2 separate regions of the Homo sapiens genome follow, and region 1 is linked to region 2. Evidence: read pairs that join two places in POLR2A ChIA-PET (ENCODE). Cell type or tissue: PC-9. All regions are shown on one strand. Links, peaks and the distances in the headings refer to the core of each region. The heading gives the core; the rest is flanking DNA.

Evidence for each region. Peaks named below come from ENCODE experiments on the same cell type or tissue, not always from the same donor. Only the 100,000 strongest peaks of a DNase experiment are listed, where the experiment ranks them.
Region 1: POLR2A ChIA-PET joins it to region 2 with 10 read pairs; 2 of 35 experiments call an interaction of 5 or more read pairs at or near these places.

What each region holds. Positions count from the first base shown.
Region 1 is chr22:33,585,103-33,596,952 of GRCh38, reverse strand. The region is part of intron 5 of LARGE1 (LARGE xylosyl- and glucuronyltransferase 1); the gene reads left to right. It overlaps LOC105373007 (a long non-coding RNA gene), which reads right to left. Exons shown (of 3, transcript XR_938183.3): 2 at 10,018-10,110; 3 at 7,889-8,912. Among named protein-coding and RNA genes, the nearest start is that of SNORA50B, 110 kb to the left of the region's middle. In PC-9, for the core only: no CTCF peak of the experiment used is centred there; no DNase peak of the experiment used is centred there.
Region 2 is chr22:33,103,323-33,115,172 of GRCh38, reverse strand. It overlaps LINC01640 (long intergenic non-protein coding RNA 1640), which reads right to left and starts at 6,644. Exons shown (of 4, transcript NR_134617.1): 1 at 6,548-6,644; 2 at 5,940-6,070; 3 at 4,530-4,764. It also overlaps a transcript of LARGE1 not described here. RefSeq lists an enhancer at 3,735-4,934. In PC-9, for the core only: no CTCF peak of the experiment used is centred there; no DNase peak of the experiment used is centred there; H3K27me3 peaks cover 6,610 bases.

The sequences.
Region 1 (11,850 bases), core at 2,179-10,178, 480 kb before region 2:
CCCCAGTTCACTAATAATGTGTTAATACCCAGAGCAATGGACAGAGGTGAATAAATAGCCTATCAAAATGGGTATTTCTGGCTCTCCTTTATTGGTGAAGATTGATTGCAGTTAAATGAGAACTTGTAATGGAAAGCAATGCTTGGCACATAATAGGCACTCAACAAATCTTGCTTTCTTCTTTTTGTTCCTAATGTGGCTGCCTTTCATATATTTAAAGATGACTGTAATTAACTTCTTAAATCTTTTCTAAGCCCACCATGTCAACCCTTCCTCTTCTCCTCCAACAATGACTGCCGACCTGTCATCAGAGGGTCTACATTTTGGCTTATTTTTCTAGAATAGTTGATGGATGTATGCTCTTCTTCCTTCTTTCCTTTGTGGTCCTGTGTTATTCGGCAGGGTGACAGAGGTTAAATATTATGCGCAGGTCTGGAAAAATTACCACTTTCCCATTTTCTTTATTGTTTTATTGGTTCTTGGATTATCTGTGTGGTTTCTGAATACGAAGGCTGGTTCTGCAAGGTCAGCAGTGTACCTCTGGCCTCTGTCATGGGCTTTTCTGTCTCACACAATGAGGGCAAGATCACAGAATGGACATGGAAAAGCATAAAGCACTTGAAAGCATACCTTTGTGTATTTATAAGACTGATGTTTGACTGTGAAATGTTGGACATAGAAAATTTTAGACAATGAATGCAAACTCTAATCTGCATTATAAAATAATCTTTTTATGTCATTTGTTCAATTCACTTTTTACACAGGCAGATTTTTCTTTATTTAACAGTCTTCTAATGAATGGTTCTTGTCCCCTTTTGAGAAGCATAGAATCTTAATTAGAAAGGAACTTGGCAGTCATCTAGCATAACCTTCCACTTTCTTCTATAATATTCTATACAAATGGTCATTAATCTTCTGCTTTTGAATACTTCCAGAGATAAGAGATCATTACCTCCCAAAGGACCCTGTTCCATATTTAGAAACTCTATTAGAAATATTCGCCTTATGCCTTACTGAAATCTTCATCTTTTTCATTCTCCTCATTGGTCCACCTGAGCATTAATGAAGATCAGGTGCAAGCCTGTGTACCATTTGTCTGTTCCCTCATCTGCCTTCTCTACTAGACAGAGGGAACCTAGAGGGCAAGGTCTGTAACATTTATGTTCATGCCCAGCCTTTGGCATGGGCATGGCCAGATTTGGACAAAATCTGGCCAATCCTGGCCTCCAGCAAATACCTGGCTTCTATGTTTTGAGCTACACAGTGTGCATCAACCAGTTGTTTGAAGACCTGACACATTTACTGAGTCCTCTCTTCTTCTCAGTAATCACTACTACATTTCTTCAACTGTACCTGAAATGACAGTGTATGGAGCCTAGGTGACAGTTGACCCTTAAAACATGTCTTCTGACCTGCTTGTGGAATAAATGCCTTCCAGGTTGCTGACTTGCTTAAATGTGCTCCCCATTGTGTCTCCATCCCATAGACAGAGACATTCTCTGTGGTTCTGCAAATCACAGCACTTGGTCTAGATCTGCATATGTGACATGCCCCACCTTGAGCTACAGTTGGTCTGAGCTCAGAGTCTTAAACTCATTTAAAAGCAGTGAAGTGTCCCAACTCACCTTTTTTCTCATCCTGAGCATTGTTTCCTTCTCATTCTTATTTATTGTGGTCTTCTCATTCATACTTCATTTAACTGATAAGGAAATGCTTTATCTGTATCAAAACATCTCTTGTACCCCATAAATATATACACCTACTATGTACCCACAAAAAATAAAAATTAAAAAAAAGAGAGAGAAGTGCTTTCATATACCTACTTTCATTCTGTCCTCCCAAGAACTCCATGCCACAGAGAGGACATGTGTTTTATTATGTTTTATTTCTAAGGAATTTGCCAAAAGAATTAACCAAATGCTGCTAAAGAGAGCAGCATTTGGATGGAGCGGATGCCAGAATCTCGTTCTTGTGAGCCTTCCCTGCAGTGCTATCTCATGCACCACAAGTCTTACCTACCAGAAACTTCTGTTAAGAAACAACTTCAGCGGGGTATGGTGGCTCAAGCCTGTAATACCAGCACTTTGGGAGGCTGAGGCAGGTGGACCACCTAAGGTCAGGAGTTCGAGACCAGCCTGGCCAACATGGTGAAACTCTGTCTCTACTAAAAATGCAAAAATTAGCCGGGCATGGTGGTGGGTGCCTGTAATCCCAGCTACTTGGGAGGCCAAGGCAGGAGAATCGCTTGAACCCAGGAGGCGGAGGTTGCAGTGAGCTGAGATTGCGCCATTGCACTCCAGGCTGGGCGACAAGAGCAAAACTCCATCTAAAAAACAAAAACAAAAAACTTCATTGATTCAAGAGTGTGGTTATAATGACGGAGTTGGGATCAAAACAAGAAAGACCAGAGGTGTTTGACAAATAATGAGAAAGCAATGGGCAGGGTAAACTGGAAATTATGATGAGGTTAGGAAATTTGCACTGAGCACAGAGTCTTTGTCCAAATGTTATGAAAGGATAAAAGGCTAGAGTTGAGGAGTGAGATGTTAGAGATTTGGTATTTTCGATGAGGCCCTTTTTGGGGTTCTTTTTTTGGCATGTTAGCCTGGGATTGAGTGGCTGAGGTGTTGTTGGAAAAAGTTAATGAAAACTATGGGCTCTAGATACTGCAAGGCCCAGGGTGTTGGCTGCTTCATCCCTAGGATGATGAAACTCAAGGAAAATTGTCAAGCACCAAAAGGAATTGTATACCTGCAGATCAAAAGGAGCCTCGACAACTAAGGTAAAATCAGTGATAAGTTGCCCACATTAGTGTACACCCTAGAAAATTATTTGAATTGCAAGGATTAAAACACAATCCTTCTTTTAGGAATAGTAATTCCCATTATTAAGAGTTGATTATTTGCCAACCTAATATGCTTAACTTGCATAATCTTCTTTTATCCCTACCATTTCCTGGCGAGGAAACTGAAGCTTAGGAAAGAGACTTGTTCAGATTACTCAGCGAATGCATTGTGGAACCAAAACATGAATTTTGGGTAGTCTGACTCTTGAGCAGCGCTACCCGATGGAAATAAAACAGCAACTCATCTGTGTGATTTTAAATTTTCCAGTAGTCACATTCTGAAAAGCAAAATAGAACCAGTGCAATACATTTTAATAATACATCTCATTTAATTTTATTTATCCAAAATAGTATCGTTTCAACCTGAGATCAGTATTTTGAGAATTACTGAGATATTTTACAGATTGTAAATATTAAGTCTTTGAAATCTGGTATATATTTTGAACGTCTCACTTTGGACTTGCGTATTTTAAGTGCTCAGTAACACATATGGTTGTTGATGGCTGTGGACAAGGTATGGAACTTGGCTTTTAACACTACGTGGTAATACCAGGGCAGAGGGTGGAGACAAGCTTATTATCTTGGAAGAATAAAAATCCCGCCTCAGCTTCTGTGCTGTGAGAGTAGGTGTCCAAATAAAATGTCTGCAGAGTTTTGAGCAAAATAGACAGAGACCCAAGAATACCAACCAAGTTCTCTCATGTTAATAAGGCAACAGAAAAAAAATGATAGGCTTTGCAGGAACTCAGAAAATATACACCAATAGGCCAGGTGCAGTGGCTCACGCCTGTAATCCCAGCACTTTGGGAGGCTGAGGTGGGTGGATCACTTGAGCCCAGGAGTTCGAGACCCACCTGGGCAACATGGCGAAACCCCGTCTCTACCAAGAAAATCCACAAATTAGCCAGTCTCATAACCTGGTCTCAAAATAAATAAATAGACTTAAAAAAATTTTAAAAACAGAAAAAAGGCTGGGCGCTGTGGCTCACGCCTGTAATCCCAGCACTTTGGGAGGCCGAGGTGGGCGGATCACAAGGTCAAGAGATTGAGACCATCCTGGCTAACACGGTGAAACCCCGTCTCTACTAAAAATACAAAAAATTAGCCGGATGTGGTGGTGGGCACCTCTAGTCCCAGCTACTCGGGAGGCTGAGGCAGGAGAATGGCGTGAACCTGGGAGGCAGAGCTTGCAGTGAGCCAAGGTCACGCCACTGCACTCCAGCCTGGGTGACAGAGCAAGCTCCGTCTCAAAAAATACACACACACAAACAAACAAACAAAAACAGAAAAAAAAAGAAAATATACACAAGTGTATTGTTCTTGAAGAAACTATAGCTTCTTTGCAAGCCACCCAAAAAAGTGATCAAAATGAATATTCAGGAATGAAAAGGTATTGTTATAAAGGGGCAGACAGTGTGTACAGAGTTACACATAGAGTGATATGTAAATAATTGTTTTAAGTCAGTTGCAAGGCTGATTGCAAATGCCGAAAAGTATTTGTCTTCAGAACATACGCAAATAATAAGCTGATCACAGCCATTTTAAAACACACTGGAGAGTATGAGTTGGGTTTAAAAGCTGTTAAATATAGTGGATTTTGTGGGGTAACTTAGGTGGTATCTTTTAACTCTTTACTTTGATTATCCTGGAAAAAAGGGTAAGGTGTTTCTGCAAAGCTCAGACATGACCCCAATGAAATAAGTAGAATTAGATCTAATTTATTAGTGATGATTATTTCAAATGAAATAAAGCCTAAGTAAGAAGCAAAGAAGATGAGACAGAAAAAAATAATAATAATAATAAAATGAACTATTAGATAGCCACATGGGAAAAAATTAATCTTGCTCCTCACTTCATTCCACATACAAAAATTAACTTGAAATGAATCTTAACACCTAAATATGGGAGCTAAATCTGTAGAACTTATAGAGGAAAACAAAGAAAATTATAGGGACTTCAAGTTGGGCAAAGATTTCCTCCCTCCCTCCCTCCCTCTGTCCCCCTTCCCTCCCCTCCCCTCCCCTCCTCTCTCCTCCCCTCCCTTCTCCTCTCCTCTTTCTTTTTTTCCTTTCTTTTCTTTCTTTCTCTGGGTCTCCCTTTGTCACCCAGGCTGAAGTGCAGTGGCAGAATCATAGCTCACTGCAGCCTCAAATACCTGGGCTCAAGCAATCCTCCTGCCTCATCCTCTAGAGTAGCTGGGACTACAGGCACATGCTATCACGCCTGGCTAATTTAAAAAAAAAAAAAAATTTTTTTTTTTTTTTTGGAGAGACGGGTCTTGCTATATTGCCCGTGTTGATCTTGAACTCCTGGCCCAAGCAGTCCTGCTACCTCGGCCTCCCAAAGTGTTGGGATTACAGGTGTGAGCCACCATGCCTGGCAGAGAGATTTCTTAAATAAGACATAAAAAGCACACACTAAATAAGAAAAAAATTGATAAATTGGACTTCATCGAAGTTGAGGATTTTTGTTCTTGCAAAGACATTAATAAGAAACTATAAGGATAAGCTACAGACTGAAAGAAAGAATTTGCCAAGCATCTATCTGATGAAAGATTTGTATCTGGGATATATGGAGAGGTCTTACACCAATAATAAGAAAACAACCCAATTTAGAAATGAGCAACATATTTTAAGAGACATGTCAGCCAAGGAGAGATGGAGTGGCCAATGAATCCCTGAAAAATGCAAATCAATAATGACATCATTAGTCATCAGGGAAATGCAAATTAAAGACCATCCTGAGATACCACTTCACACCCACTACAATGGCTAAGATTAAAAGGACTCACAATACAAAGTGTCAGTGAGGATGTGGAACAGCTGCAACTCTCTGACATCACTGATGGAAGTGAAAAATGGTATACCACTTCAGAAAACAGCTTGGTAGCTTTTTTGTTTGTTTGTTTGAGGCAGAGTCTCACTCTTTGCCCAGGCTGGAGTGCAGTGGCCCCATCTTGGCTCACTGCAACCTCCGCCTCGCGGGTTCAAGCGATTCTTCTGCCTCAGCCTCCCGAATAGCTGGAATTACAGGCACCCACCACCACGCCCAGCTAATTTCTGTATTTTTAGTAGAGACGGGGTTTTGCCATATTGGCCCGGCTGATCTCAAACTCCTGACCTCGTGATCCACCCGCCTCAGCCTCCCAAAGTGCTGGGATTACAGGTGTGAGCCACCACGCCCGGCCTTGGCAGCTTTTTAAAATATTAAACATAACTCACAATATGACCTAGTGGTTCCACTCCTAGGTGTTCAACCAAGAGAAATAAAACCTATGTCCACTGGAAAACTTGTATGTGGATATTCGTGGCAGCTTTATTCATAGGACTTCACTGACTGTCAGCTGAAGAACTGGTAAACAGCTGTGGTATGTCTCAGCAGTGGGAAGGAATGAACTGACGGCACATACAGCAATGCCAGTGAGAAGGTTTGATGTTAAGTGAAAGAAAGCCAGACCGAAAGACTGCATGGTAAATGGTTCCATTGATGTGACATTCTTGAAAGCAAGACAGAGTTAATAGGAGCCAGAGGGTGGTGTGGTGGGACTGCCTAGCAAGGGACACCAGGGCATTTTCGAGGGCGATCAAATTGTTTTATAAAGTGACTGCTGTGGTTGTTGCAAACTGTATACATTTATTAAATTGAACTGTACGTTTAAAAGAGGTGAATTGTGATGATGTAAGATTTTTTTCTCGAAGAATGCATAAACATACTATCACAGAAGTAAAATCAAACATCAATTACTTTAATAAACGTAAATGCTTTAAACTCTTCCATTACTGGATAACAACTTTAATTCTTGGTTAAATAGCAATATGGTGTGAGTGTGTTAATTTTAGACTAAATCAAATACAATAAAATATATTTAATTAGGTACAACTAATAATTTTAAATTGGTAAGTTTAATACCCATAAGAGGATAGAATAGCCGAGTTATTTTCCAAGTAGAAAACTTCCAGATATACTAAGCACAAAACAAAAATTGATAGAAATATATGTTGGGAGAGCTTTGGCCACAGAAAAGAAAGATGAATCATCTTGTTAATGACAGAAATGATTTTTAAAACATAATATCAGTAGTTATTGAACTGCCTATCATATGGAATAAAAATGAGTGAAGTGTTCATCAAAAAAATTACACAAATGATAGATACCATAAAAATTACACAGGCCCTACTCTTGACCACAGTGCAGCGGAACTACATATCAGAAACAAACTATTAAATGGGAAATTCAAACTTCTTGGAAACTAGAGGAGGGTAAAGATTCTTCCTAAATGCTATTTAATCCAAAAGGATATAAAAACTAAAATTATAGTCTGTTTTGGTATCAACAGAAGAGGAACATTTCATAGTAAAGTTTATGGAATGTGGCCAAAGCTGTCACTGGAGATATTTTAATAGCCTCCACTTCTTTCATTATTCAAAAACAAAGGTAATGATAAATGAATCTTGCATTTCATGCAGTAATTGAAATATGAACAATGGTGTGTCCCTAAGGAAAGCAGAAGGGAAGTGGAGTTCACAGCAGAATTCTGTGAAGTAAGAAAAATAATAAACAGAAAAGTAAACAAATATTAATTTTCATTAATTTAAATTAATGAAAATATTAATTTTTAATTAATTAATTTCCATATATAAGAAGATGGCAAACCTCTGGTAAATTTAATAAAACAATGGAGGAAATATTAATAAACAGAACAATGAGTAAAGGTATACAACAATATAAATTTGCAAAATGGTAATCAAAATCAATAGCCAACATTTACTTGTCACTTATCATGTATCAGACATAGTACTAAACATTTAGTGTTATCTCATTGAAATCTCATGACAGATCCTTGAAATTAGTGCTGTGATAATCTTTTACAGAGGAGGAACCTGAGAGTAGAGGCAGCTAGACCAAGACTTCTTAGCTGTGGAGTGGTGGAAACAAGAATTGAGCCCTGCAGCCTAGCCGTGGGCCCTAGCCTTTCCTCCTCACTTACTACAGTTGAACTCTATGGGAAATTCCATGCAGATTTATGAAAGCCTGGAGGTGTAATGTTGTGTTTGCCTGGAAGCAGATTTGCATTTATTGCGGCTAGTTGCCTGAGGCCCTGTCAGTCCTAATCACTTTGAATTAAATTCTGCATTTGAGGTCTGTCAGACACCAGATAGCTTGAGTCCAGACAACACACCACTGTGTGATCCATCTTGAGGGTGCTAATTCTCAGGGAAGGCCTCCCACCCCCACTTTAGTAGTCATCCAGATAAAAATCAGTGTGTTTTCTGTTCCTCCCTTCTGTGTGTGGGGGTTTGTTTCTAAATCACCTTTATACTAAGAGTGTAGGATTCGGGTCCTAACTTCATGCAAAGGTTCTCTCTCTGACTCCCTCTTAAGCCAGGCCATGGGCCTCATCTTCTCCCTCCTGCACCCTCACAGCAGTGAAAGCAGAAGGTCAAGAGCCATTCCCCTCAAAGCAATACTGAGTTTCAGGGATTACTTATATTCTAATTTTCCAACTTGGACTTGCTTTTCATTTTTGTATTTTTGCTGTGATGCCAACTTAAGTTTTATATGCGTGCGTGCGCACACACACACACACACACACACACGCACACATATATGTTCCTTGTTAACTTTTCAAAATGTTTTCACTGTGAGGGTTTTGAGGTTGTCTAGTTCACTATGTTACCTGAAATAGGAATCTCCCTTCCTCATCTTTCTTCTAGAGCTCAGTTAGCATCTCAAGGAAAGTGTTCTGGGCCTGGCATTCTGTTCAAATTTGGGTTCCCCTTCTATAGGTTATCTTTCCACCTGTTACTTCATTTTTTATGACATTGATCCTTGTGTACTTATTTGTTAAATACCTTTGATGCATGGGTATTGGTGGATGTATGTCTCACTTGCCACTGCAGTGTGGAGCCTACGTGGATGGACCCCTCGGCTCTTCTTTCTGCTTCCCAATTCTTAGCATGTGCTTGCTCATAGTTGGCTCTAACCAGGTGTTTGAATGAAGAAGTCTTGGTAAGAATTTTGAGGCTGTTTCATTCAGCACGGAGGATTCCCAGTAACGTTATTTTATCTGCCGTGAACATAAAAAGAGAAGGCCGATAACTTAAGTTCTGGGTATCCATGGTCTCTTGCTCAAGAAAGAATTTCCAACCTGTAGAGAATGAATGGATTTTCCAACAAAAGGCATTAATGTGATTGAGGATTTGGGAAGTGATCAAATAAGATATCACCAGATTAAAAAAATAAATTTTGTATTGATTGAAAGCTTGAATTTAAAAACAGAAACATTAAACAAAACTAGAAGAAAAATATGAAAATGTTGGTCTAAGAATGAGGAAGGTTTCTGTGTGCCTAAGGAAAATGAAAAAAAAAAAATCTTAAAGGAAAACTCCAGTAGATTTGATTAATTGCAATGGAAAAAATCAAGGGGAAAATTCTGAATAAACTGAAACAAAATTAAAGGACAAGTAATAAATTGGAAAAATTGTACTTGAAACAGATACAGCATGTAATACATAAGGAGCTGTTGCAGATAAATAGGAAATACAGACTCGCAGAAAAATGGGTAAAGAATAAGAATAAGGGAACTCGCAAAAAAATGCAAATGGTAAAAATATACAAATATATTCAAAGAAAGAAGAAAATAAGATTTTATATAGGAGTCTTTAAAAATTTTTATTACTTATTAATGGGAAGTATCTATGAGGGCCAACCCTTCTTAAATTGTCTATTGTAAGTCAACATCAGAATACCCTTTTTGGATATTTTGGCAATATCAAGATTCTTAAAAATTATATACAGGTTCTGTGAGGCAGAAATTCTTTGCTCCAAGGAAATAAAGGTGGAATCAAAGGATTTTCATCATGGTATTGTTTGTTTGCAATAGTAAATCTTAGACACAACCTAAATCCCAACATTCATGAAAGGTTAGGTAAAGTATGGTACATCGTTGAAATAAGATAGTTGAAGCTTTTCCAAATCATTTTTAAATAACATTTTATTGATTTAATAGCAACGTTGAATGTTGCTTCAATAAGTGGAAAGGGAAATGCTCATGATGTAATATTAAGTTTAAAATAAGACACAAAACTAGTTCTCTTCAAAGTTTAAAGATGTCTGTGTAGTTATATAATTATTTACAAAGGCAGATCATATGACAGTGTTTAATATGTTACCTCTGGGTACATGTATTCTAGTTTTCTCGTTTTCATTGCATTTTGCAGACTTTCTGTAGTAGCACAATTTTTAAAACTATATTTTTCTCTCGACTGTGAAAGGAGCAGAGGGAGGGAAGGAAAGAGAAGGTAATTAATGACTTCACATAGATAATGGGAATAGTAACCTTGTTGTTCTCAGCTGGGCGCGGTGGCTCACGCCTGTAATCCCAGCACTTCGGGAGGCTGAGGCGGACGGATCATGAGGTCAGGAGATCGAGACCATCCTGGCTAACATGGTGAAACCCCATCTCTACTAAAAATACAAAAAATTAGCCAGGCGTGGTGGTGGGCGCCTGTAGTCCCAGCTACTTGGGAGGCTGAGGCAGGAGAATGGCGTGAACCCAGGAGGCGGAGCTTGCCGTGAGCCGAGAGATCGTGCCACTGCACTCCAGCCTGGGCGACAGAGCAAGACTCCGTCTGAAAAAAAAAAAAAAAAAGAAATCTTGTTGTTCTCCCTGTTTGGGGGCAGCATGGCGTATTCACAGGTGTAAGGGTGCAGCATACCATGGGGTTTGGCTCACCTGCATATGACTTGTGACTATCATGGGTGTCATTGTCTCTGTAAGAAGGACTTGCAAGGGATAATCCAGGTAGAAGAGCACCCACAAACTTATAGAGGCTTTGTGTGCATGCGAGCGCCTACCCTTTTTACTTAGGTCATTTTGGAGGTGTCTTTTGGGAACACGTAAAGAGTAACATCAGGTTTTCCAAGCCAGCTGGTTTCCCTGTGCTACGGAAAAAAATGAAAACTCAACTGGCAGTCCATCCATCTTAATCCTGAAGGAACTGGGACCTTCCCCACTTACTTAACTAGGTGACTCAGAAAATCCTAACGTGATCCAACCCAAACTCCAAACTGGCTAACTTAGAAGTAACAGATGAAAAAGAGAGAGTGGGCCGGGTGCAGTGGCTCACACCTGTAATCCCAGCACTTCGGGAGGCCGAGGCAGGTGGATCGTTTGAGGTCGGGAGTTTGAGACCAGCCTGGCCAACATGGTGAAACCCTGTCTCTACTAAAAATACAAAAATTAGCCGGGCGTGGTGAGCATAAAGGAACCTAATGGGGAGAGGTCACGAAAGACTCACTTTACATCCCTTTGTGCAGCTACAGTGATTCCTCCCTGCATTACCTGTGTGATCAGTTTCCTGATCTTTTATGTTGTGATCTAATATATAACCTGAGTAAAGTGCCTTAAACAATCTACTAATTTTGTGTCAAATATCAAGAAGCCCTTCGATTGGCAGTTCCAAGAGTGGTGGTTATTATCTTGGGAATTTTCGTGGGCTCCTCATGGTGGAGGGGTGAGAATAAATCCAGAAATCTGCTGCCTACAGGACTGTAGATGGGAAGAGGGAAGGCAACCTTATTCTCATATGCACTCTGTCTCTCATTACCAAACAGGGAATCTTCTCCCCCAGATTTCCTAGGAGACTTTGCTTCATGTACATTGGCCAAGATGGTGTCTCAGGCCCATGACCTGTCTTCAGGGAAGACTGAAAAAGTGATGATTCTTTGTGTCTTTGCCTGTGTGTGCGTTTCTATGTGTGTCTCAGTGTGTGTGTCTGTGTGTTTTCAGCCTTCTCAGTAGGGAATCTGAAGTGTAGCTCTCTGGATAGGCAACCAAAAGAATCTCCCCCGTCTCCTTTGTAGGTTTGCTGTGAGAAGAAAATGCTTATCTCAGAAGCAGGAATAATTAATGTATATAAGTGAGTTTCTCTCTCCTCTCACACTCCTTTTTCTGTGGTGTTTGTTTGTTTGTTTTGTTTGTTTTTTATTGAGACGAAGTCTTG
Region 2 (11,850 bases), core at 2,200-10,199:
GGGGGTCAGAACTTCAACATGTTAATTTGGGTGGGTGAGAGGCACAATTTAGTTTGTAATATCTACTATCCCACAGATGTAAACGACACACACCAAACATTCATCTATATCTCCCTCAGTTCTGAACTAGGTAGCAAATGAAAATAACATTTTTCAGGACACCAAGACCCTTCACATAGACCAAGGTAAGGCATATGAATTTAATTCCAAATACAATAAGAAAATTTCAGAGTTTAAGCAGAAAAGTAACACAATCTGATTTATAAGGATTACTCTGGCCATTGCATAGAACATCTGTTTTAAATTACTAAGTCTTTTTCAAGCCTATGTGACAAGATTCTGTTCTAAGTGCCTTAAAATGGTATGTTTTGTCCTCACTACCACTCTATGAGATTATTATCCTCATTTTGCAGATAAGGAAACTATGATTCAGGCAAGTGAAATTACCTCCCTAAGGCCACAGAGCCACTATCTGCCAATGCCAGAGTTCACACCCACTATGTTTAACTCAGTTAAATGTGAACCTGGCATAGAAACACATTTATGCAGTTGCTTCAAAAGTAAGGGAAGATACACAAGAAACTATCAACAATATCTGTCTCTGGATGATGAGTTTTTTTAGGCATAATGCAGTGTGAAGAAGTAGCAAATAGAAGTTAAGAGCTGTGTTGTGGAATTTATAGATAATAATAACTAAACATGGGCATAAGCATGACTATTTTCCAGGCACTATTCTGAGTGTTTCACAGGTGTGAGCTCCTTGAATTCTCAGAACAGATCTGCCTGCCCTGGGAAGTCCGTTCTTTTTCTTCTAATGAACCTTGCTGGGATAAGTTATGTTGTCCTAACAAGACAGGATAGAAATACTACTGCTACCAATTATATTAATATCAGCTATTAGCTATGAGAGAGCAGGTACTATTATAAGCATTTAGCCTCTATTAGCTAATTTAATCCTTGCAACAGCCCATTGTCACTATTAAGATCTCCAGTTTTCGGCCGGGCGCGGTGGCTCACGCCTGTAATCCCAGCACTTTGGGAGGCTGAGGCAGGCGGATCACGAGGTCAGGAGTTTGAGACCAGCCTGACCAACATAGTGAAACCTCATCTCTACTAAAAAAAAAAAATAGAAAAATTAGCTGGGCGTGGTGCTGTGTGTCTGTAATCCCAGCTACTTGGGAGGCTGAGGCAGGAGAATGGCGTGAACCCGGGAGGCGGAGCTTGCAGTGAGCCAAGATCGCAACACTGCACTCCAGCCTGGGCGATAGAGCGAGACTCCGTCTCAAAAAAAAAAAAAAAGAAAATCCCTAGTTTTCAGAAGAGGAGCTGAGGCACACGGCTATATGGCTTGCCCAAAGACATAAAGTTAGTAAGTTGTAAAAGAAGATTTTGAACGAGAGTGTGGTTCTAATGTCTAAGCACACTTCAGTCTACTGGGAGAGAGAATTTGAAACTCAAGTCAGCCCAACCAGTTGGGTCCTTATCCTCTGTAACAGTTGAACCAACTGAGGCATAGGGAGATTAAGTAACTTGTCCAAATGAGCAGGTCATAGAACAAGCTGTGCAACTCTGGGCAAGTCACTTAAGCTCTCTTGGTCTTGGGCTCATTAGTTGTAGAATGGGTAAGTGATAATATGCACACAAGTTTGGGTGATAATTAAATGACGGCTGGGTGCAGTGGCTCACGCCTGTAATCCCAACACTTTGGGAGGTCAAGGCGGGTGGATCACCTGAGGTCGGGAGTTCGAGACCAGCCTGACCAACATGGAGAAACCCCGTCTCTACTAAAAATACAAAATTAGCCAGGCGTGGTGGCACATGCCTGTAATCCCAGCTACTCAGGAGGCTGAGGCAGAAGAATTGCTTGAACCTGGGAGGCAGAGGTTGTGGTGAGCTGAGATCATGCCATTGCACTCCAGCCTGGGCAACAAGAGTGAAACTCCATCTCAAAAAAAAAAAAAAAAAAAGATAATTAAGTGACGTAAATATACATAAGGCTCTAGACTTACTTCCTGCCATATAGTTGGTGCTTAAAATAGTTTCTATTGATAGTTTGAGTCTTAAAATGAGCATATATTCCTTTAAAACCTACAAAAACAACAAAACATTTATATTTTGAGTTGAACCCTAACATGTCATTTCTCTGAGCAACGAGACTTGAATGCATTTAATAGAGCATGACATTCTCTCACTGTATCTTCATTTCTCTTGGATTTTTATTTCCTCTGACCAATTTTAACACCTGCCCTCCTGACATGATGATTGATTTTCCTGGCAGAGAAGACAGAGACAAAGAGGACTACGGTTAGGGGTGGTACTTCTCCTGTGGGCTTTTTGTACCAGACTAAAAATAGCTTTTTCACACATCTGTGCTGCTTGCAGGCTTTTGTTTCCTGACCCTCTTCAAAAGGACTCCAGCCTGCTTGCCCCACCTGTTCACCATTTGGACACATTCTCTTTGTGTCCTAACTCTCAGAAGAGCTCACCAAGAGAGCACATTGACCTCTTTACACAACAACCCTTCCTACCTCTCTCTGTCCTTCCTCACCAGGACTATTTATACCTTTTAAACAAGATTTCAGTCTTGAAAAGGGCCTTTTCTGGCACTCACTGTCTATTCACTTATTTCATTCATTTAAGCAGCATGCCCCGAATGCGCCCTGTGATATTTGCCAACATGACTTCCACTACTAACAATGGTAATAGTCGCTTCCATCTTGCCAGCGCATACGATGTGGCAGATGCTGTGCTATGCGCTGTATATGCATTCTCTCGTTTAATCCCCTAAAAACTCTAGGATGCACATACTATTACTGTCCTCCATAAACAATGGGGAAAAATGTGAGACTTAACTCAGTGAAGGTTAAGTAACTTAAGTGAGGTTAAGTAACTTCCTTGAAGCCATAGCAAGTGGCACAGCCATCCACTTTTCTCGATCCCACTTTTGTCTTTCTGGCTCAGGCCACCACCCATCCTCTGGACTAGTTCATCAGCCTCCTAACTGGGCTGCCAGCTCCAGCCTTGACCCCCTGCAAACTATTCTCTACACAGGCACAGTAAAGTTTTAAAAACACATGTCAAGCTATTCCCTTGCTTAAAACCCTTCAATGGCTCCTCCCTTCTCTTGGGATAATGTGCTAAGTCCTTATATGGCTTTGAACCCTCAGATCTCAAGCCTTCATTTATTTCCCATATTCTACGTTCCAGCTATATTGGACTTTATTTGTCCCCAGGCCTTCCACTGTCTGTTCCCTCAGTTGTAACACTCTTCCTTGCTTTCCACTGTCATTCCTGGGAGAAAATAAAGGCATCTCTCTTGCTTCCCCGCCCCATAATTCCTCCAGAAGCACATAAATTCCTCAGTAATTTCATGCATTTATAAGGTTTCTATTACATCATTTATTTCATCACAACCCCCTACAGATGAGGGAGCTGACCTCAAGCAACCTTCTCAAAATCAGAGTTCTAGCAAGAGGCAGAGGTGGGATGCAAATGCATATGTCTCTCTGACTCGACACTGTGATCTTTCCTCTGATCTTTGTTGCCATGACGTTTTTTGAGGTTAAAAACAACAGTAGATAAATGAGTCTGGACGGGGGGAATTGTCAGTGAGGCTGAAATTAATCCAATCAGCTAGGGGAAAGGAATCTTATCCTATGCCTTTGGGGGTGGGAAGGTCAGGAGTTGGGCTCCAGCTGCAGAGTGGGTTTCTGCTTTCCAAATTAGGGTCTTTTCCTTGCCTACCTTTGTGTGGCTATAATCATAGAAGCTGTTTTATTAACGCCCTTGGTAAAGCCCAGCAAGATGATACATCCTTAGCAACAAAGGGTTAGCTGGGGCCAGTCCTACGGAGTCAGAGTCTCACAAGGGACACTTGGAGGAGAGCAGAAAGGAAATCCACCAAGGAAGCGGCGATCCTGAGAAACCAAGGTTCCAGAAATGGGCTTCAGAGGATTCTTACCACCTCTCCCCCATCTCTCCTCAACCCAGCCCTCACCCATTCACTTGGGGAAATTAGGGAGGTTTGATAATAACTACAACCAGCTCCTCCTAATTAATTGCCAGGTCTCAAAAGTCACTGGTGCCTAGTGGTATGATAAAAGGCTTAGTGTCTTTTATCTGTCTTGGGCCCCACCCAGTTTGGCATTCTTTAAAGCATGCTCAACACACATCATACAGCTTGATCTTTATATAAGCCTCCTAAAAGCAGAGCTTTTTTGTTTACCTCTGCCTCACATGGAATTTTCCCCTTTGTTGTTTTTATTATCTAAGCGATACATATTTATTATGAAAGAAATAGGCCAACAGAAAAGCAATGACTCAAACCACCATCAGCTTGGCATTGTGACTGATGACCAAATCTGCCACTACAACAGAATGCCAAAAACCTCCTGCCAGATGGTAAACAACTAGAAGAACCAAGTCTGCAGCCGTGCATGGTAGGAAGGCACGGATTGGGGAGTAGCCCCAGTTTGGACTTGGACTTGGAACCAAATTCCGCGCTGTGCGAACTGTGCAGAAATTCTTACTCAGACCGTTGGAACAATAAGGACATCTGTTGGCCCACATAGCAGGAAGCTTCAGGATTGGCTTTATCCAGTGGTCTCTGTGATGCTCCTGGCCATTCCCACCGCTGCACCAGTGTCACGCACAAGCTTCTTGTGAGGTGGCTGCAGTATCCCCAGAACTCATATCCACACACAGCAATGTCAGAGGATCAAACTGGCTCCTGCTGATGCTTTCTCCAGAGAGAGAGGACAATATCTGCAGAAGCCCCAGAAAATTTCCCCTTGCACCTTTTTTATTCAAAACGTACGCTCATTTCTGAACTAATCCCTACAGCTGGCAGGATGCTCTGCACTAATTGGCTTAGGCCTGAATTCTCCCACTGGAAATGGAGATGTGATTTCTGTGACTAGCTCACATTAATCAGGCCCCACCCCTGCAGATGGTGTGGGGTAGACATTGCAATGTCAATAGCAATTGTCTGGCCTTGAACAGGTTATTTAACTCCTCTGAGCATCAATGTCCCCACTTAGAAAATGGGAATAGTCAGACAGTTTTGGTGGTGGACAGTATCTGAGATAATTTATGTGAAATGACAAAATTTGATGCTGAACACTTAGGGGATGAGTAAGCGTGTTAGTTCACTTTGCATTGCCGTAAAGGATTCCCTGAGACTGGGTGATTTACAGAGAACAGAGATTTATTTGGCTCACGGTTCTACAGACTGTGCAATAAGCATGCTGCTGGCATCTGCTTCTGGTGAGGGCCTCAGGAATCTTACAATTATGGCAGAAGATGCAGGTGGAGCAGGTGGTGTCACATGGCAAGAGCGGGAGCAAGAAGGAGAGGAGGAGATGCCAGGCTCCTTTAAACAACCAGATCTCCAGTGAACTCATTATTGCAGGGAGGACACCAAGTCATTCTTGAGAGATCTGCCCACGTAATTCAAACATCTCCCACTCCCACTAGGCCCCACCTCCAACATTGGAGATCACATTTCAACATGAGATTTGGAGGTGGCAAACATTGAAACTATATCCATAAGTGAATAAATGTTTGATAAAATCCATTAATTAATTAATGGTAACTTTAGGTAGCAATAAGCAAATAAAGGTACATTTCCTCATCCCCTTCTGGCTGGACCTTTTGGCAGGCGATGACTTAAGAAGGTCCTTGAATCAGGCATGGTGGTGCATGCCTGCAGTCCCAGCTAGTCAGGAGGCTGAGACGGGAAGATCACTTGAGCTCAGGAGTTCCAGGCTGCAGTGTGCCATGATCATTCCTATAAATAGCCACTGCACTCCTGCCTGGACAACAGAGCCAGATCCTGTCTGTTAACTTTTTTTTTTTTTAATTTAAAAAAGAAAGTCCTTGAAACAGAGTTAAGCATGTCAAAAGTTTGCCAGAGAAAGCCCCAACTTTAGCAACCAAACCTGGCTTGTTAGATGGTAGAGAGATGGGGCTCTGTGTTGAGACTTCCTGGGTTTGAATCCAGAACCTTCAAATTACTGGCCAGGTGACCTTTGAAATGTGACCTCCTCTCCCCAAGCCTCAGTTTTCTCCTCTGTGAAATGGGTCAATAAAAGGCAACCTTCATTGAACACAATGTATTGGACAGACATTATTTTAAACATTTCACAGGTAGAATTTTATTAAATCCTTTCCACAACCTCATCAGCTTGACACTTTTATTACCTCATTATAAAGATAAGAAAACTAGGTCATGGGGAGATTAAGCTACTTGCCTAAATGTGGAGCCAGGACCTTAACACAAATAATCTAGCTTCAGAGCATGCATTCATAATAATTAAATTCTACTGCCTCTCAGTAATAATAGTAGACACCTCAGGGGCTTTTTGTGGTGATAAATGACATAATACATATGCAATGCTCAGGAGGCTCAGCAACAGTAGTATAATTGCTAATAATAATATTAGTAATTATTATTATTACTATGTGGAGGTAAATGATGTTTCCACATAAGCTCAAAACTTCCACCCCATTGTCAGAAAAATCTTCGCCATAGAGTTGATGTACTTACAGGATTCTACTAGTTCCCCTGTTTCCAAAGAAAAACTTCAGCTTTCCCTGATCCATCCCCCAACCCCCATCCTTCCTGCCCCACCGTGCACAGGGATGAGGCTGCTCACCCAGGTCTCTGTGACTCTGTTCATGTCATTACTTGTGATGGAACAACAGCTCTCTTCCCACCGTGCTCATGGGCAAACTCCTTTTCCTTCTGCAGAAAAACCACTCCTTCTTCTATGCCCTGGGGTCACTGGGGAGAGCTCTCCACTAACTTGAGCTGTAATCACTTTCAGTTGCACGTGTCTGTCTCCCTCGTGGAGATGGGATGGAGCACTATGTTTAGCCATTTTTCTTTCTCCAGTGCTTGATACAAAGCTGGCATATAATATAAACTCAGTGAATGTTTGTTGAATGAATCAGTGACTCACAATTAGGATGAGTACACGCTGAGTACTGAGTGTATATCAGGAAGCATCCTAGGTGCCTTATGTGCTGCATTACAGTTATAGTTACAACGGCACACATGTAATTTAGATGAAAAAAGAGGGAATCCATAGAACCTGATTGGTGGTTATATAGCGTTTGCTTTATGAATATATAATATAGTACATTTTATTCAGTCTTCCATTTGTTTTATTCATTTTCTATATGCATGATGTCTCAAATTTTGCTTATTTTAATTCATTTTTCAAGCTTCAAACTAAAAAGTTGATGGCAAAAAAAAAATCCCAATGAGAAAATCATAAAATTAAATAAAGCCTTTAAAAATATTTATTTATTTTAGAGACAGGGTCTTCCTGTGGGGTACAGTGGCACAATCATAACTCACTGCAGCCTCAACCTCCTGGGCTCAAGCGATCCTTGCTCCTCAGCCTCCCTAGTAGCTAGGTCAACTGGTATGTGCCACTGTGCCCAGCTCATTTTTAAAACATTTTTTGTAGAGACAGGATATTGCTTTGTTTCCCAGGCTGGTCTCAAACTACCAGCCTCAAGTGATTTTCCAGTTTCAGTCTCCTAAAGTGCTGGGATTACAGGCATGAGCCACTGCGCCTGACTAAATGTAGCTTTTTAAATGATTTTTTTTGAGACAAAGTCTCGCTCTGTAACCCAGGCTGGAGTGCAGTGGTGCGAACGTGGATCTCTGCAGCCTCGACCTCCTGGGCTCCAGCAAGTCTCCTACCTCAGCCCCGCAAGTAGCTGGGATTACAGGTGCATGCCACCACTCCCAGCTAATTTTCGTAGAGATGGGGTTTTGCCATGTTGCCCAGGCTGCTTCCAAACTCCTGAGTTCAAGCAATCTGCCTGCCTTGGCCTCCCAAAGGGCTGGGATTACAGGCATGAGCCATTGCATGCAGTGTGATATTTGGAAATATTAAAATATGTCATTAAATCTTAACATTTGTTTTAATTATGGCTTAAAATGCAAATGTCATTAATAAATGTTTTTTAAATGTTTGAAAGACATTTTGGAAGTGCTGACTGTGGTGAATCTGAGAGAGAGAGTATCATTGAAATAGGACCTGAACTCTTCAGTAATGATTTAGTCTCTTACTCTTTTGCATTAGAAGTATTTTCAGTTAAGTGGCCCCCATCACTGCGTGTGAATGGTTTTTCTCTTAAGTATGGGGAAACTTTGGGATGAAAACCAACCCTGAATTATTCTTGCTGTCTGGGAAAAACTACATGGACATTAAAATGTTAGATCATCTGAAGAAGGTAAATTTTGACCTCTCTAATCATTTCTTACTGACCTCTTTCTCAATAAAACTTCACTGAGATGGGAAAAATCTATTTGGTTGGTGCAAAAGTAATTGCGGTTTTTGCTATTTAAAAGTAATGGTGTGGCTGGGCGCAGTGGCTCACGCCTGTAATCCCAGCACTTTGGGAGGCTGAGGTGGGTGGATCACCTGACTTCAGGAGTTCAAGACCAGCCTGGGCAACATGGTGAAACCCCATTTCTACTAATAATACAAAAATTAGCTGGGCATGGTGGCACATGCCTGTAATCCCAGCTACTCCGGAGGCTGAGGCAGGAGAATCGCTTCAACCTGGGAGGCAGAGGTTGCAGTGAACCGAGATCGTGCCACTGCACTCCAGCCTGGGCGACAGAGCAAGATTCCGTCTCAAAAAAAGAAAAAAAAAAAAGGAATGGCGAAAACTGCAATTACTTTTGTACCAACCTAATGGTAACAGAATTGAATTTCCGGCTAAAGCCCACTCCCACCTGGACTCTTGTGAACCGTTCCTCATTCTGAGCAGCTTGTCCGGATCATTCATTCAGGGCTTAGCAAAGGAGTTTGTGTTGTTAAGCAGCTTTTTGTTTTGTCCACCTTTTCTACTCATACTCTCACCTGCTGGAAAGTGAGTTCCTGAAGAAACCCTGTCTTCTTCACCTCTGTATCCCCAGCCATTTCCCAGATGCCTGGACAGCAGAGGTGCCCAATCAGTGGGTGCTGACTGAACCAGACTCAATGAAGCAACGGCTGCCATAGGCCACGTCGGAATTCCTTTCTCCACCGTTAACAGCCCACATCATTTAGGGCCTGAGAGTGAGTTTGCGGAGCTGCTTGGACAAACCAAAAGAAAGCCGGGGCCAGAAAGAAACTCAGACATCATCTGGCTTACATTTTAATCTTGCAACTGAGAAAAGGTAGACTCTCAGCAGGTAAGGGTATCATTCATTTGACATATCTGGTAAGCAATGAAGTTGAGACTAACCCTAGTGCCACTTGGCTTCCAGCCCAGGCTCCTTCCCCTTTGTCATCAGGCTTTCCTGCTCCGAGGGATGTATGCCACCCCTTTTATACTGGCACAGAACGTTTCCAAGCTGTGAAGCATCGTGCCATCTCCAGGAAGAGGAGCCTGCTCCCAGCCTGGCTTAAGAGAGCTCATTTTTCACTTACAGCTCCTGGCAATAAACAACTCAGGCGCAACGGGATGTTTCTTACAAGGAGCAGCCGTGCAGTGATTGCTCCACTCTGAGGGTCTGACTCAGCCCTTCCTCAGCTTCTGGGCTTATTTTAGCCCCACGTTTCTGGAGGAGGAAACGAGAACATGATCAAGGATGCCGTGGGAAGAGCCTGGGGCCCTCCAGTTCTCTCGGGGAGCCTCGGGAAGCTCCTCGCAGTTTCAGCTACTGTAGAAATTCACAGCCAAGGGCTCCTACAGAATTGGGCTGTCAGCCTGGCCAGCCTGGGCGGGTGGGCCCCGCTGTAAGAAAGCCTGCCATTTGGAAATGAGAATTAGAGCAAAAGGATACATTTGAGGTTGATTATTGACCTGGGAAAGAGTTTCTTTCCCTTCTTTACTAAATGTGGGATAGTAGAAAGAACAAGTCGAGGCCAGGCGCGGTGGCTCATGCCTGTAATCCCAGCACTTTGGGAGGCTGAGGCGGGTGGGTCATGAGGTCAGGAGTTCGAGACCAGCCTGGCCAACATGGTAAAACCCTGTCTCTACTAAAAATGCAAAAAAAAAATAGCGGGGCTTGGTGGCACACACCTGTAATCCCAGCTACTTGGGAGGCTGAGGCAGGAGAATCGCTTGAACCCAGGAGTCGGAGATTGTGGTGAGCGGAGATAGTACCACTGCACTCCAGCCTGGGTGACAGAGCAAGACTTCATCAAAAAAAGAAAGAAAGAGAGAGAGAGAAAGAAAAGAAAAAGAAAGAAAGAAAGAGAGAAAGAGAGAAAGAGAAAGAAAGAAAGAAAGAAAGAAAGAAAGAAAGAAAGAAAGAAAGAAAGAAAGAAAGAGAGAGAAAGTCTATTGAAGTCCCAGCTTCTATTTATGAGCCATGAAAACGGGCTCGAGATTCACCTTTTTGAGACTGGGAACTGTAGGGAAGGAGCCTTGGGCTGGGTCTTGAAAAGACAAGGGAGGAAGGCAGAAAAGTTGTTATAGGCAGAAGAAGAGGTCTCTGCAAATGCCTGCAGATGTGAAAATGCATAACATATTCAGAGAATTGTCTGGAATGGCCTCAGCCAAGTCAGACAGGGAAGATAGATGGGATCAGTGGCAGCCTCCCTACTCTTCCTATAGCACCTCTTGCATATTTCTGCTCACACAGTTGTGCTTAAATCACTCCCCTTACCTGAAGGCTTTCCCAGTTCTCTCCAGCTACCAACTCTTCCCATTGTCACTCGCATGTACCCCATCTCTCCAATGCAGCATTTCTTGCTGCCCTGGGCCACAAGGTCCCCTCCATAGGCCTCTATCAGCATTTACCATCAGTGCAGCTCATTTAGCCCCTAGCCCTTTCTCTGTGTGACTAGTAATACTTTCATCTCCAACAGAAACAGAAATCATTCATGTATGAGCTGTCTTATCCTATCTGTCTTTACTCTTGCTCTGTGTTGATTTTCTATTGCTAGGTAACAAATAATGGCAAACTTAGAGGTCCAAAGCAACTCCCACTTATTAGCTCACAGTGGTATGTAGGTCAGAGGTCCAGCAACAGCATTGCTGGGTTCTGTTTGCAGGGTCTCACAAGGCTGAAATCAAGGTGTCAGCCAGTCTGTGTTTCTTTTTGGATACTCTGGGGAAAAAAATCCATTTCTGTATTAGTCTGTTTTCACTCTGCTGATAAAGACATACCTGAGACTGGGTCATTTAGAAAGAAAAAGAGGTTTAATGGACTCACGGTTCCATGTGGCTGGGGAGGCCTCACAATCACGGCAGAAGGTGAAAGGCACTTCTTACATGGTGGCAGACAAGAGAGAAGTGATAGCCAAGTGGAAGGGGTTTCCCCTTATAAAACCATCAGATCTCGTGAGACATATTCACTACCACGAGAACAGTATAAGGGAAACCACCCCCATGATTCAATTATCTCCTCTCACAACACTTGGGAATTATGGGAGCTACAATTCATGATGAGATTTGGGTGGGGACACAGCCAAACCATATAAACTTCCAAAGTCATTAAAGTTGTTGGCCAAAGTCAGCTCCTTGAGGTTGTAGGACTGAGGTCCCTGTTTCCTTATCAGGGGTTTCTCTTACCTCCTATAGGACACCCACATTCCTTGCCACATGGTCCCCATGGACAGCTCGCAACATGGTTGTTACCTCTTCCAGCCCAGCAAGAGCACATCTCTGACTCCTTCCTCAGTGACCAACCTGAGAAACACTTCTGCTTTTAAAGAGCTCATTTGATTAGGTCAAGTTCACCTTGAATGACCTCCCTTTTTTTTTTTTTTTTTTTTTTTTTTTTGAGACAGAGTCTCACTCTGTTGCCCAGGCTGGAGTGCAGTGGCACAATCTCGGCTCACTGCAAGCTCTGCCTACCGGGTTCATGCCATTCTCCTGCCTCAGCCTCCCGAG